2 separate regions of the Homo sapiens genome follow, and region 2 is linked to region 1. Evidence: read pairs that join two places in POLR2A ChIA-PET (ENCODE). Cell type or tissue: A673. All regions are shown on one strand. Links, peaks and the distances in the headings refer to the core of each region. The heading gives the core; the rest is flanking DNA.

Evidence for each region. Peaks named below come from ENCODE experiments on the same cell type or tissue, not always from the same donor. Only the 100,000 strongest peaks of a DNase experiment are listed, where the experiment ranks them.
Region 2: POLR2A ChIA-PET joins it to region 1 with 7 read pairs; 2 of 35 experiments call an interaction of 5 or more read pairs at or near these places.

What each region holds. Positions count from the first base shown.
Region 1 is chr21:36,381,883-36,384,799 of GRCh38, reverse strand. No RefSeq gene overlaps it. Among named protein-coding and RNA genes, the nearest start is that of CHAF1B, 2.1 kb to the left of the region's middle. In A673, for the core only: no CTCF peak of the experiment used is centred there; no DNase peak of the experiment used is centred there; H3K27ac peaks cover 908 bases.
Region 2 is chr21:36,481,485-36,484,401 of GRCh38, reverse strand. All of the region lies in intron 2 of CLDN14-AS1 (CLDN14 antisense RNA 1), which reads right to left. It also overlaps a transcript of CLDN14 not described here. Among named protein-coding and RNA genes, the nearest start is that of CLDN14, 2.8 kb to the right of the region's middle. In A673, for the core only: no CTCF peak of the experiment used is centred there; no DNase peak of the experiment used is centred there.

The DNA.
Region 1 (2,917 bases), core at 245-2,744:
ATGAGACCTAATTTATCTGTGGGCTTCGCAGAAGGCCAGGAAACAAGTACCTCTGGATGCGCTGCTTTTACTGGATAAAAGAAACACACAGGGTTATCTGAGGAGCCAACTGCTCTAGGATTTTTGGAAAAAAAGAACAGACATGGATTCTTATATAAATACCGGCTGATGCTTTTAGCCAGCTTTATGAAAGGTACAGAAATTGCCTACAAATCCGTGTCTCATGTTGATGAGAATGGCTGTATGCTCCTTGAAGCCTGATTTCTACAGGAAGCTAGAATAACATAATCCGGATATGCAGTTTTTAGATTTTTCTCTTCAGGATTTACAGAGCTTGGACTGGGAATGACTATATACTTTAGATAATATGGCTGTTCTAAAAGTACAGATTCCTGGCCCTACTCAGCCCCATGATTCCGAATATCCAGCAGAGGCCCGTGCTCCAGGGGCTTGCATTTTCATAAACTCCCCGGTGGGTGTGATCATCAGTCTGTTTTGGAAAGCTCTGGATTCTTCGTGTCTCTCAAACATAAAATTTCTCCAAATTTCTCATAAATGCTGTTCATTCACAAATGAATAATCTGCCCACCTCTTGAAGTGTCACGACTCTGAACTGTGGATTTAAAAGATAAAAACACATGCTTTAAGTATTAAAAGTACATGAAGGAGTTGGCTTTCTTGGCGAACATTTTAGAGATCCGACTTCAGTGCCAACTTGATGAGCCAACACGGGCAGGGGATGCGGCTCTAGAGAGAGGCCCTGGGCTGTCAAATATTTTCTCAAAAAAAAAAAAAAAAGTATTTGTTCAAAACCTCAAAGTTTGCACCACAAATGTTGGACTAAAGAATTCCTGCCGGTCGCGGTAGCTCACGCCTGTAATCCCAGCACTTTAGGAGGCCGAGGTGGGCGGATCATGAGGTCAGGAGATCGAGGCCATCCTGGCTAACATGGTGAAACCCCATCTCTACAAAAATTACAAAAAATTAGTCGGGCGTGGCGGCGGGCGCCTGTAGTCCCAGCTACTCGGGAGGCTGAGGCAAGACAATGGCGTGAACCCGGGAAGCGGGGCTTGCAGTGAGCCGAGATCGTGCCACTGCACTCCAGCCTGGGCGAGAGAGCGAGACTCTGTCTCAAAAAAAAAAAAAAAAAAAAAAAAGGGAATTCCTATAACGCAATTCTAACTAGATTCCTCAACAACCACTGTTGTTCAGCTTGGGCCCCAAGCATCCATTTTGAGCAGAACTGCCTCAATTTAAGGGGACCAATGTTATTTGGTTCCTGAGAACTTTTTAATAATGAAAATTGATATAAAGGGACTAACTCTTAACTCAGCTTCGAAAAAAAACTTCTCAAGGCATTTTAATTTCCATTTGTAAGTGTGAACATTCTAAAATCAAAATCTGAGCCGGGCATGGTGGCTCACATCTATAATCCCAACGCTTTGGGAGGCCAAAGCAGGCAGATTGCTTGAGGCTAGGAGTTCCAGACCAGCCTGGCCAACATGGCAAAACCCCTTCTCTATAAAAATACAAAAACTATACAGAGTGGTAGTGTGTGCCTGTAATCCCAGCTACTCGGGATACTAGGGAGGCTGAGGCAAGAGAATCCATTGAACCCGGGACTTGGAGGTTGCAGTGAGCTGAGATGGCACCACTGCACTCCAGCCTGGGTGGCAGAGTGAGATTCTGTCTCAAAAAAAAAAAAAAAAAAAGCTTTGATAACAGACATACAAAATTCAGTACAGGGTTGGAAAAAAATGTTGAGCAAATATCAGAATAAGAAAACTAGGAGAAGCCAGGCGTAGTGGCTCACGCCTGTAATTGCAGCATCTGGGAGGCTGAAGCGGGCGGATCACTTGAGGTCAGGAATTTGAGACCAGCCTGGCCAACATGGTGAAACCCCATCTCTACTAAAAATAGAAAAAATAGGTCAGGCGCGGTGGCAGGCACCTGTAATCCCAGCTACTCAGGAGGCTGAGGCCAGAGAATCGTTTCAACCTGGGAGGCGGAGATTGCAGTGAGCCGAGATTGCGCCATTGCACTCCAGCCTGGGCAACAAGAGCAGAACTCCATCTCAAAAATAATAATAATAATAATAATAATAACAGCCAGGCATGGTGGTGGCGCCTGTAATCCCAGCTACTCGGAGGCTGAGGCACTAGAATCACTTGAACCCAGAGGGCAGTGAGCCAAGATCATGCCACTGCACTCCAGTCTGGGCGACAGAAACAGACTCAGTCTGAAAAAAAAAAAAAAAAAAAGAAAGAAAAAGAAAAATAGAAATGACGGAAATCAATACAGGAGATTGAGAACAACGGGACCTCTGGCACACTACTGGTGGAAGTGTAAACTGATGTAAATACTTTAGAAAACTGTTCAGCACTGTCTAATAAAGTTAATGATACGCCTACCCTATGACTCAGCAATTCCACTCCTTGGCATATATATCAGGAAAACAAAAGCAAACTCATACAAGAATCATTATCCATAATAGCCCCAAACTAGAAAGACACCAAATGTCCACCCACAGGAGAAAAGGTAATCAGACTGTGCCATATTCATACCACGGTATTCTACTCGGTAATCCAAAAGAAATACTGTGATAGTTAATTTTATGCCTCAGTTTGCCCGGGCTAAGACATACCCGATAGGTGGTCAACATTACTTCTGACTATGAGGGTGTTTCTGGAAGACTTTAGCATTTGAATCAGTAGACTGAGTACAGAAGATCCGCCCTCACCAACCTGGGCAGTATCTGGGGCATCATCCAACCTGTTGAGTCTGAAAAGAACAAAAAGTAGAGGAAGGGCAAATTCTGTCTCTTCTTGAGTTGGGACATCCTCTTCCACCCTCAGACATCAGAGCTCCTGGTTCTCAGGTCTTTTGACTCCAGGACTTATGCCACTGGTGTCCCTGG
Region 2 (2,917 bases), core at 270-2,769, 100 kb before region 1:
TACAGCAGCACCAAAACACCAATGCTCTGGCCAAGTTTCGGGGCTGTTCTCTTGGTGGAAAAGTAACCATCTCTTAAGTCTGAATTTGCAATTCACTGTTCACGTCAGAAAGTACAATCTTAAACCCAAGAACATGGGGCTTTTGAATCCAGAATCTAATGGACATGCATGCGTAAATAGAATCCGAGCCTCATGCTCTTCCTACCTCACTCGTCTTTGGGGCAGTTTTGTGGGATTTTCCTAAGGAAAGGGTCTATTTTTTGAAAACGGCCCCAAGGCCTACGGTTCTAAATCCAGACCGTGTCTGAGCATGGACAGTCTAGGTTCCTGTGTCCCTGCCGCCCAGTGGGGCCATAAGTCCTGCATCCTCCTCAGTGAAGGGCGGAGACTGCCCATCCCTGCAGTGGGTCCGTATCTGGCCCTGTCCCCCTTGGCTCCTTACAGGGCAAGAGAGGCTCAGAAGGTGCTTCTTTCTTTCTTTATTGCAATTGGCCTAGTTCTTGGCTTCTTTTCCTGCCTATATCACCAGCAGGGAGGGAAGGAGACTCCTCCAACAAGAAGGTCCCCACCCCAAATAGTGCCATTGTCAATGCCAGGAATCCAAAAGGTCTCAACCCACAAACCACAACACCCCTCTCCAGGAAGGGGTGACAAAAGCTCTCCTTCGGCAATACCTACGATGGATAAGGCACCACGCCGGGCACTTTGCATCCATCAACTCACACAGCTACATCATTACCAAACCTGGGCTCACCGTTCTTTTAACCAAAGATGGAGGATCCTTTTCCGAGGCTGACCTGCACTCCTAGTTGCCATGGAGAAAGAAGAAACCCTGGTTCCTTCACCGCATGGTTCCTATGAGGCCTCAGCAGCTGCCTTGTGCTTCTCTCTCTGGACCTCACGTGGCCTCTAGGCCTCACTGGACACAGACCCTGTGACCCCAGACAAAGGGTCAGGAACTTTCTGAGGCCCATTCCAGCAATTCCTGCTCAGAGAGACGCATGGTTTGAAACCACATGATGCATTTGTGCAGCCCTCCAGTTGTAACATTTGCCCAAGGGCTGTGAGCTGCGAAGCTAGCACTGGACCGGGCTCGCTCCTCAGGGCCTCCTGAACCCAGCGGCGCAGAGAGAGATGCAGACCCCGAGTCAGAAACAACACCACCTGGCCGTGCAAGGAGCTGATGCTGAGATGCAAGGGCTGCAGTGGGGCCTTGGGGAGAACTTGCAGCTGCCAACTCATTCTGGAGGTGGATACAGGGTAGTAACATGAGGCAGCGTAGTGGTAGGAGCCCACGAAGTGAGGCCAGTGTGCTCGGTTCAAACCCTGCCTCCACCACTTACAGGTGTATGACCTTGGGCGGGTGACTTCACTTCTCACAGTCTATTTTCCCATCCATAAAATGAGGTTAATAGGAGTACCTAAAGCAAAGGCTGTTTCAGGATTAAATTAGTAAATAGACGTAATATGCTTAAAACCACAGCTAGCACACAAAGAATGCTGCCTTTGTGTTCAGGACAATTGTGATTGTTGTTACTATTGACACAAGCAGTCTCCTTAGGTCAGACCTCTGCAAAGATATCACAGGCCTAGCACCAAGGTTTTCATGGAAGCGTCGTGACTTTCACAGGATATGCTGTTGATGAATAGAGCAAGGTCAAGTTTTACCACAACCTTTACTCTAGCAAGTTAGCTAAGGATCCACTAACTTCAGACTCAAGTTGTCAGCATGTGTGTCGCTCAAATCAAAGGGGACCCAAAACGGTAACCCAAACCCCAGGCATCTCTGCATACATAATTTTCCCTTCATTAATTTGTTTAGTCAACAAACTTTTGCCAGCTTCCTAATGTGTCAGACCCTAGTCTGGCTCCGTGAGAAATCAAAAAATGAATCAAGCTTCAAAGACCAGTTGAGATCAGAATAAAGGTGATCTATGTATCCATCCATCTATCCATCCATCCATCCATCCATCCATCCATCCATCCATCCGTCTATCCATCCATCCATCCATCCATCCATCCATCCATCCGTCAGTCTATCCATCCATCCATCCATCCATCCATCCATCCATCTATTGAAACATTGACTAACTTCCATCATACCCAGCCCATCAGGATAGTTGCTGCCCTAACTCAATGGGATGATTTTAGCAGTGTTAGGAAAATGCTCAAGACCTTCCTCTTCCAAATCCTCACTTACCCCTGATTGGCATTCGAAGTTTTACTATTAAATCTTTATTCCTTAGACTTAAAAATACCTCTTGGGAGGGACAAAATGTTGAGCCATTATGAGTCATTTACACCTTAGAGTTTAAAACCAGACCCAAGGGCAGACGTTGATGGAAGTTGGAGGAGCCAAGAGAAGAGTTCCCTGCCCACTCAGGGAGAGGATTGGGAGAGAAGGGCTGGAGACTCGGGACCAGCCTCTCTACCCCCTCATTTTCCCTCGCTCTGTGTGTGCCTGTGGCCCTGACCCTGAGAGGCAGGAGGGGAAGGTGTAGTGCTAGCCAGGCTCCCTGCTACTCATACGTGCTGGAGTCCAATAACTATTTGATGAACGAAGAACAAATCAATACCTTTCTATTTAGATTTCGTCACATCATGTTTCTGTGACTTTGCCCTCTGGTCCAGGAAACACTGTTTTATCCAAGAGGAGCCTTGGGCCAGGGTCACAGGTCAGGGAATTTTCAGGCTTCAGCCCAGAACAGGAATGACTTGTTCCAAAGAAAATCAAGACTAATAAAGATTTCACAAAATATCTACAAAACAGAACGTTACGTCCATTTCATTCACTGTCACAGTGTAATATCCCTAAAAACTATCATAATATTTTAAAGCAATTTGGAGTTTACATTTTCTCTCTGCGGGGTTTCCTAATAATACACAACGAATGCCAAGAAATCAAAGCCAGTTGTAA